2 separate regions of the Homo sapiens genome follow, and region 1 is linked to region 2. Evidence: chromatin contacts called from ENCODE Hi-C data. All regions are on one chromosome and are shown on one strand. The core of a region is the stretch at or near the end of the contact, and the rest is flanking DNA. Distances in the headings are between cores, read along the strand shown.

Region 1 (4,781 bases), core at 1,198-3,697, 2.7 Mb after region 2:
GGCCAGTTCACCTGGAAGTGAGCTGCTTCAGACTTGAGACTGGTCTGCTTATTCATTCAACAGATATTCCTAAAGCATTTTATATGTCAGGTTGTGTCCTGGACACTGGAGATAAAGCAGTGAACAAAATAACCACGAGAACCCTGTTCTAAAGAAGCTTATATTCCAGTGTGGGGAGATGGACAGGAGATAAACAAGTAAATATATAGTATGTTGGGTGATGATAGATGAAGAAAATAGAGTAGTAATACAAAATATTGAGGGGAGGGGAGAATGGGATGGGTGGGCTGTGGTAGGTAAGGTGGTTGGGAACGGTGTCACACACCAGAAGTAAGTGAGGAAGCAAGCCATATGAATAGCTGGGTAAATGTATTTGAAGCTGAGAGCATAACAAATGCAAAGCCGTGAGGTTGGAACAGGATTAGCTTTTTGGAGGAACAGTGAGAATGCTAGTGTGGTAGGAATAGAGTGAGGGAAAAAGTGGTAAGAAGTGACGGGAGGCCAGGTGTGATGGCTCATACTTGTAATCCTAGCACATTGGGAGACTGAGGCAGAAGACTGCCTGAGCCCAGGAGTTCAAGACTAGTCTGGGCAACAAAGTGAGACCCCGTCTCTACATAAAATATTAATACAAAAAATAAGCTGGCCATGGTTGTGTCCACCTGTGGGCCCAGCTACTTGCGAGGCTGAGTTAGGAGGATTCGTTGAGCCCAGGAGTTCCAGGCTGCAGTGAGCCGTGATCGCGTCACTGCCCTCCAGCCTGGGTGACAGAGCAAGAGCCTGTCTTTAAAAAAAAAGAAAAGAAGAAGAAAAAGAAATGCAGGGAAGAGGGAACAAGAGAGCCAGACAGACCGTGTAGGCTTTGGAAGCCATCGTAAGGACTTTTGCTTCTGCTCTGATTGAGGTGAAAGCCATTAAGAGGGTTATTAAGAGGAGTGACTGATTTACATTTTTAAAGGTCTTCTGGGAAAGTGGGATTAGAGGCAAGGGTGGAAGTAGGGAGTTAAGAAGCTATTGGAATGATTCTGGCAATAGTTTATGGTGGCTTGCTTCAGAGAATGGTTTGTAGCTGGGCCATATTTTGGAGATGGCACCCACAGGATTTACCGAGGGTTTGTATCTAGGGTATGAGAAAAAGAGAACAGTGATGTCTCCAGTTGGGTGAATGATATAAAAGCTAAAATCCTGACAAGTGCCTGTAATGTTGTAAGTTATCTGGCCCTGGCTCTCTCTGAATTCATCTACTTTCCTCCCTCCTCACCCACTTATGCCACATTAACCTCCTTTTTTGTTCTTCAGATATGCCAGGCATGCCTGCAACACAAAGCCTTTGCCTTTGCAATTCCCTCTGCCTAAACTGTATTGCTTCAAGAGACTCATGTGGCTTCCTTCTCACTTCATTCTGGTCTCTGATAACCCAACTGCTATGTCAATAATAACCACAACATCCTCCCCAACCCTCAGGACTTCTTTTCCCCCTGACTCTGCTTGCTAGTGTTTCTCTTCGTATTTATCACTGTCTGACAGTAAGTAGGGAGGTAGGTAGAAAGAATTGTTTATTACCTGTCTCCTTGCATTAGAATATAAGCTTCACCAAGGCTGTGACCAGTGTTGTATGCAGCGCTTGGCACATAGTAGACATTCGGGGAACATTTACTACTGAAATTTATTAAGAGGGAAGAGCAAGTCTGGGGGAAGGGGAATCAAGAGTTAGGGTTATTAGCATGTTAAATTAGAGATGTCTTTTAAGCATCCTAGTAGAGAAGTTGAATAGACAGTTGAGGTATACAAGACCGGAGTTCACAGTTCACAGTAGAGGTTAGGGGTTGTGTATATATGTCCTGGGGTCATCAGGGTGGGTACAGATAGCTTTTTTTTTTTTTTTTTTTGAGATGGAGTCTCGCTCTGTCACCCAGGCTGGAGTGCAGTGGTGCAATCTCGGCTCACTGTGACCTCTGCCACCTGGGTTCAAGCGATTCTCCTGCCTCAGCCTCCTGAGTAGCTGGGATTACAGGTGCCTGCCACCATGCCCAGCTAATTTTTTGTATTTTTAGTAGAAACGGCATTTCACCATCTTGGCTAGTCTGGTCTTGAACTCCTGACCTCATGATCTTCCCGCCTCGGCTTCCTGAAGTGCTGGGATTATAGGCGTGAGCCACCATGCCCAGCCGTAGATGGCTTTTAAAGCTATAAAATGAGGAGGGATTACTTAGAGGTATGAATTGAGAGAGAATACAAGAGGACTAAGGACAAAGCTCAGGGTCACTCCAAATTTTGTAAGTCTTCATTTGGAGATGGAACATCCTAATATTTTTAAGATACCGACTTAATATTTGCACCCAAGTTAAAGATTCCTCTTGATCAGAATGAACAGGAAGCTTTAAGCTAAGCACAGTGCTACCAAGAAGCACCATGTTGACCTTGAGGACTCTGGCAGGAAGCTGTTTGTGGTTGTCACACCTAGTTTCCTCTGTGAAACTACTGCTGCCTGTGGGTGATGTGGTTATATGCTGCTGGCTGCTGTTGATTCTCCTGTTTGTGTACAAGGTGTTTTTCCCTCCCAGTGCCTCCCAATGTAGGCATCGGTTCATGCACAGTGAAGTAGTTGGCTGCAAGAAACCTTGTAAGGCAGGGAGCAGCCTTTTGAATGCAATAATCTACCCAAATCATTTTATTGACTTAATTATAGAATGAATTTCTTTGAAACAAAGTGAAAGTCTTAGTTGTATTACACTTTAAGACATAGAGAAAACATGTAGGTTTGTTTCTGTATACAGTAAATTTCTGTGCTTTTCTATATCTTATGAAACTTGAATAGTTGGCTCTGTTGCCAGGTGAAAGTTTTGCTAGGTTTTTTAAAAAATTAGAATAAGTACATTTAATACACAGGGAAATTTTATCTTGAATATTAAAAGACATTGTTAAGCTATCTTAACCTTTCAGAGTTTATTTGAAAAATCAGAAAGATGTTTTACTGGCTCCTTTGACACCAAGTCACATCTTCTCCATATTTATTGTCAAGAATGTTGACTTTAACTTATTTCTCTGAAGACCTGTCTACCTTAGGGGGAGAACCTGTGATAGATTCTGGTAACCAAAGGTAGAGGAGGGGCAGGAAGACCAATGAAGGCTGTTCTGCATCAAGTTGCCTTTTTAGGGAATGTTCAACTTATTATCTGTCTCTGAAGCAAATTTGAATATTTGGATGGTGGGTGTATTAATTCATTTTAACGCTGCTGATAAAGACATGCCCAAAACTGGGAACAAAAAGAGGTTTAATTGGACTTACAGTTCCACATGACTGGGGAGTCCTCAGAATCATGGTGTGAGGCGAAAGGCACTTCTTAGGTGGCGGTGGCAAGAGAAAAATGAGGAAGAAGCAAAAGTGGAAACCCCTGATAAGGCCGTCAGATCTCGCGAGACGTATTCACTATCACAAGAATAGAACGGGAAAGACTGGCCTCCATAATTCAATTACCTCCCACTGGGTGCCTCACACAGCACATGGGAATTCTGGGAAATACAATTCAAGTTGAGGCTTCGATGCAGACATAGCCAAACCATATCAGTAGGCTTTTGTTAAATCATGGATTTTTTTTGGAACCAAATTTAATCACAATTTTCTTTTATCTTTGAGTGTCTGCAAAAATAGCAGTAGATGGGAATTGTGAAATTCTGTTTCTCAGAGCTGAGAATAATCTTAATTTTTCAGGTGAGCAGAATGCTTATCTTTGCCTCCGAGCATAAGTTTTACAAGAGGGAATGTAGGGAGCTGTACCTTATTTTAGAGTTTTAACTTTTAAGAGACAAACTTTTAGTTAGCTAAAATACAAATTATTCTTTCACACCTTCGTCTTCACATGGATATTGGCGGCTCTTAATGCTGTTATGTTTAAATTCCAAGAATGGTGACATTTGAGTCACTAAAATTTATTGATATTGTAAAGATAAAGTCTTACTGGCTTGAAGTCCCATTTGTGAAGTGAATTAAAGTCTTTCTGGCCTAAAATAATGTTCTTTAAAAAATGTTTATTAATTCTGTGTAATTTTTTTTTTCTTTAGTCCAAAGCACTTAGAATCTCCACACCACTAACTGGTGTTAGGTACATTAAGGAGAATAGCCCTTGTGTGACTCCAGTTTCTACAGCTACGCATAGCTTGAGTCGTCTTCACACCATGCTGACAGGCCTCAGGAATGCACCAAGTGAGAAACTGGAACAGATTCTCAGGTTAGTTTGAGCCCTGTCTGCTTTCTAAGATTTGGTTATTGACCATTTTCCAATTTCCTATTCTTTCATTATTAATGCCTTAATTCACCCATGAATAATTTTTTATCAATTGTATACTCAGTCCTGTTGTGAGTCTATAGAGGACCTAGCAATAAGATGTATAAGTGGAAGATCTTCTTTCCTTAGATTTCTTTAATATAATACAAGACACAGTAACTAATAACACCAGACAGTGTAGAGTAAAACACAAAAGTGTCTTATTGCCAACTGTTCTTTCAAGATTTCAGGGAGTGGTGAGGTGGGGGCGGGGGGAAGCTCAGTGATGATGGGAATTGTCAAAGGACTTTATGAAGAGGGTTGAACCTGAGGTAAGTTCTGAAGGGTGACTCAGATTTGAAAAGATTAATAGAGTTCCACATGTTCATAAAGCAGGACAAAAACCACTGTAACTTTTGTAAGCTCTATAAAACATCCTTATCCTGGAAAGGAAGTTCACTGCATTTAGTTCCTTTGATCTCCCTGAGACTGGTAGGAATATCATTGAGTTTTAAT
Region 2 (4,849 bases), core at 1,661-4,160:
CCTATTTCTGGAGTGTTCCCCCTCACTCCTGCCTGCCAGTTATCTTTCCCATCTCATCTCAAAGGTGACTTCCTCAAACAGGCCTTCCCTGAGTGGCCAACCTCCCTTTAGGCATGCTCAGAGAGATTCTTCTTCTGAGGCTTACCACAGCCATAATTAAGTAAGTGATCATCTAATGAGTATTTTAGTTTGCCTTTTTTTTTTTTTTTTTTTTTGCCAGAGGGAGTGTGGCATCTCTCTTGTACACTGCTATGTTTCCTGGAACCTGCTCAGTAACACAACCGCTAGTTCCATGAACCCAGGACCAGGCTGGATGGAAGAGGCTGTGGGGTGGTGGATTGAGAGAGGTCATTAGTGAGGGCTGGAGCCCTCTGTGAAGACATGTCTGTAAAGGACTTTGACTAGGTCCTCCATGAAGGGAGGATTTGGAAGGCAGAGATGATGAGCATTTCAGTTGGGGAATCCATTTTAACAGAGGTGGAAAGAGTCTTGGCTTGGAATCAGGGTCTCGGCCCATCTCCTGAGTGACAGGGGCTTGTAATTTACTGTCTTTGGGCCTTCATCTACTACCTGTAAAATGAGAGGCTGGTTCACCAAGGACTGCAAATAATAGCACCATGACACTATCTCCCCATCTTATCCCCTGGCAGATATCTCTCTTCCCGGTGAGCCTGAATATAAGTTCAGAATTAGCTTTAACGCAATGTTCTAAGCAGCCATTCCCAATTGATAGGAAATGATAATTGAGATAAGCCCCATTTGTCAGGCTTGACTTGGATGAAGATCCCTTAGATGAAGTCAGGCCCCGGCACTGATTCAGTGAACGTATGACAGGACAGAGCCTGGGGACGAAAGCCCTATGGAAGTAGAGACCTCAGCAGCACCAAACACCATCAACAGAAAGGACACAAAAATAGGCCGGGCACATTGGCTCATGCCTGTAATCCCAGCACTTTGGGAGGCTGACGCAGGCAGATCACTTGAGGTCAGGAGTTTGAGACCAGCCTGGTCAATATGGTGAAACCTTGTCTCTACTAAAAATACAAAAATTAGCTGGGTGTGGTGGCAGGCACCTGTAATCCCAGCTACTTGGGAGGCTGAGGCAGGAGAATTGCTTGAACCTGGGAGGCGGAGGTTGCAGTGAGCTGAGATCGCACCATTGCACTCCAGCCTAGGCAACAGAGCAAGACTCTGTCTCAAAACAAAGAAACAAACAAACAAACACCCCAGCAACAACAACAACAAAAACAAAAAGAAGGGACATGAAAATATTCTAGTCCAGAGTGGCAAACTCAGATGCCTTAAGGGACCAGTGGATGTAGATCGTGCAGATAAGAGAAGTGGTCCCAGTGGTAACATGAGAATGTTTGCCTTGCCTAAAAGGACCCCAAATCTCTCTCCTTCACATTCTTTTCTCCTTCCTCCTTATCGTATGGGTTAGGCAAAAACAAATTTCAGCTGAAATTTTCTTCCAGACAGTTGGACTGTGACCTCTGAGTCCTACCAGCTTTGTTGGAGAATCCAGATGTAGATGAGAACGGTGTTGCCTAAGGCCACACTTCAAGCCAGGCCCGTTGATTTCCAACTTATGGCTTCCTACAGCAGTGTGGTCATGAAGCCTGGAAAACAGGAAGATAGGAGTGACAAAAGAGGGACAGGAGTAGAATGAGGCTTAGGTTTTCAAAAGATGCTCATTTCATTTTGGATGACTATGGCAAGGAAGAGTGGTGGCCTGTCTACTGCTACTGTTAGTCATCACTCATGTGACTGTTTTTATGTATTCATTGGTTTAAATTCCCTGGATCTCCAGAAACATGTCACTTTCCACTGGGGGAAATTTGTGTCATGATTAAAAACACACACACACACACACACACACACACACACACCCCTCCTCCTTTCTCAGTGTTAATCACCTTCTCCTATAATTAGCACTTAAAATGTCAAAGGAGAAGAAATTAATTAACAGGAGTATCCAGTGCAGCAAGGCTCTAGGACTGATTATAAAAAGCACTTCCTTAAATATTTTGAGTGCTTTTGGGAATCAGAAGCCTCCCTTCTAATTGAAAGATCCTTAACTACACCCTAAGTCCTGGCTGGTGGCCAGGGGTGCGGGGCTGAGTGAGGCGGCGTGTGGAAATCCCTTCTTCACCATCCTTGGGAAAATTCCCTCCAAACTGGGATAGGTGGCAACAGAGGTTCGGAAACAGCAAGCGTCCCAGGCTGAATCTGCGGAGGAGGAAGAGATGAACCTTTCCTGAGCTGGTACTGCGTGCCAGGAACTTTAGCTCGGTATTTTGCCACAATCCTGTAAGACAACCGATACTATGATCTCCATTTTACAGATGAGGACATTGAGGCTCAGCGTGGTTGTGACTTCCTCAGGTCACGCAGCCACTGAATGAAAGCGCCAAAGATTCAAACTGAGGTCTGATTCTAAAGCTTTGCTCTCTCACGGCATCCTGGAATCCTATTTCAACCTTCATCTGGACTCTTAACCCAGCCCAAACCTAAGCGTCTACAGTTTTGACAGCTGAGGCGGGAGCACGGGAGGCGGAGCTGGTGGCAGCGCAGCGCCCCGCCCCGGCTCCAGCATCAGCCAATGGTGACGCGGCACCCACAGCCTTTCGCCCAATCAGCTTGAGCTTCCCGCCTCCATCCGCCGCTCTTCTCTGCCCCGCCCCTTCGCTTTCCCTTTGGTTCCACCGAGCTTGACAGAGCGGAAAGTCCCTTCGGCCGGCGCCGGGCTGGCAGCCATTGGAGGAAGGTCTGTCACAGGGAGGCCCAATCACGGCCCGCTCAGGAGCGCAGCTCGGCCTACGATTGGCTAGCGCGGCGGCTGCCCCCTCCGCCCCCGCTCCCTCCCTCTTCCCTGTGCGGTTCGGAGGCGGGGCAGGTGGGGGCGGGCCCAGGTAGCAGGTTTGGCTGCGCGGGGGCCGCGCGTCGGAGGTAAATACTAGGGCGGTGGGTGTGGGGAGCCGGGGCCGGCCCGGGACGCGGGCTGGGGAGCCGGGGCGAGGGGCGACGCCCCGCCGCCCGAGGTTAGTGAATGAGCGGGCGGCTGGCGGCCGGCGGGCGGCCGGATCCCCTCGGCGCAGCCGCCTGGCCTCAGGGCGTCCGGAGCCGCCGCGGCGACCATCGGGCCCTCGGCGCCGGCCCGTTAGTTGCCCGGGCCCGAGCCGGCCGGGCCCGCGGGTTGCCGAGCCCGCTGACGTCAGCCCGGGTTTCCCCCCCCCACCGGGGCTTCCCCATCCCCCGAGGCTTCCCGGGAGGGCTGCGAGTCCGGGGAGCGTGCGGGGTCGCCACCATCGGGACCCCCAGAGGAGAGAGGACTTGGGGCGGGAGCCGCGCGGGACGCTGTCCCCCTCCCGCCCCCCACCCCATTTACAGATTGGGAGACTGAGGCACAGGCCGCTGGCGGGCCCCGACGGCCACGGTTGGCCTCAGGAGCCCGGGGCTGTGATTCCTACCGACCGCGCCGCGGGGCGTACGTACCGATCGATTTTGCGGGTGTTGGTGGCTCCCGTCCAGGAATGGCAGTCGGGGTTCTGGCCTTGTTAATGGCGTGTTCTGCTTTTTCTTTCAGTTTCCCCCTTTCTAGGGTGAGGATGGTTCTACACAGCCACCCGGAGTTCCTTAGTTGAAAGGTGCGCCCTGCTGTGACAGGTATTCTTTCTTTATGTTTTTCTTTCATGTTAACAATCGAGGGGGGTGGGGGGCGAATGGGGGGCGGGGGCGAAGTCATGAAATCTTCAGGAGATGGTGTTGAGTTTGGTACTCAGCTGGGTCAGCTGCCGGTTATTCATGTACTTGGCATCGTTTCTCTTCCACCCCTTGGCATTTGAATGTTTTAGGATAGTTGTCATCTTCCAGCCACCAAGCCTGTGGCCTTGCAGTCTCCCAGCCCCCATCATCCCTGCCACCTTCTTCTCCTCAATTTTTCCTGGAAAGTTTTATCCTTAGCTCAGCTAAGGAGCATGCCTACCTTGCTTTTGAATTCGGGCTAATTAGGGATCTTAATAAGATTGTTCATTTTGCAATCATTGGCTCTCAGAGAAGCACCCAGGCCTTGAGAGGGTGTTCGTTTGATTGTTGGCTTTCTACACACCCCCTCACGCCCCAAGTAGACTGAATGGCCTTAAGAATTTAGCCTCCCATTCCCCACTGAGCAGTAGGTGGATTTGAACTAGAACAGTATTAGGAGAAAATGATTTGCTGGAAATTCTTATTGAAGTAACACCCAGAACATTCTCTAATATTCTGCTGCAAAATTGTATAGTATTCTTGCAAATAAACCTTCCTCTGGGTGGTAACTTTTGTGAGAAGCAGATAAGGCTTGTTATATAAAGCACAACTAACATTAAGCAGCAATGATTTTTATAGTCTGGCACACCTAAACTGTGGTTTTGTTTGATTTAAGGAAGTCTCCAACACAGGGAGAGAGAAAGGAATAGTTATGTTGTTTATCAAACTATTAGTATTTTGTTCCTGATTTTCACACTATGATTTAAATTAGTTTTTTTTTCATTGGTTGTACAGAATTTATAAGCATCATACATGCTAGTTGAGGCTGTAGGAAGCTAGTATCAAATAAACCTCAAAACAACTTGGTTTCGTAATTGTGAAATTTTCCGTATTTGTTTCTTCTTATATGTATAACAATGAAGTGGTTTAGCATGATTTCATTTTATCTAGAGAATTACTGAAGTTTTAGGCAAAATTCATTAAATACTCCCAATTCCTGAGTCTTTTTCTCTTCTCTTTCTCTTGGTTTAATCCCTTAAACAGGAGGAGGAAATGCAATTTTGTTTTCACTGTTACCACTTGAGTCTTTCATTCATTTCTCTGT

The links. A loop is a pair of places that touch in the nucleus more often than their neighbours do. Pooled maps may share reads with other maps.
Region 1: a pooled map shows a loop between it and region 2 (4-fold over the local background). The contact joins the enhancer-like site here to the promoter of CYLD in region 2. A Hi-C loop is called at or near these places in 5 of 50 pooled maps.

What each region holds. Positions count from the first base shown.
Region 1 is chr16:53,455,389-53,460,169 of GRCh38, forward strand. RBL2 (RB transcriptional corepressor like 2) reads left to right here. Exons shown (of 22, transcript NM_005611.4): 9 at 4,063-4,229. Among named protein-coding and RNA genes, the nearest start is that of RBL2, 23 kb to the left of the region's middle. Within about 2 kb of position 2,448, at least 6 of the 41 ENCODE cell types and tissues checked have a DNase peak (open chromatin) inside an H3K27ac peak, as active enhancers do.
Region 2 is chr16:50,739,176-50,744,024 of GRCh38, forward strand. It overlaps CYLD (CYLD lysine 63 deubiquitinase), which reads left to right and starts at 2,911. Exons shown (of 19, transcript NM_001378743.1): 1 at 2,911-2,949; 2 at 3,587-3,666. It overlaps CYLD-AS1 (CYLD antisense RNA 1), which reads right to left and starts at 3,572. Exons shown (of 7, transcript NR_184279.1): 1 at 3,496-3,572; 2 at 2,153-2,229; 3 at 1,505-1,619. MIR3181 (microRNA 3181) reads left to right here and starts at 3,130; the gene lies at 3,130-3,202. RefSeq lists a silencer at 2,726-3,325 and an enhancer at 3,566-3,665.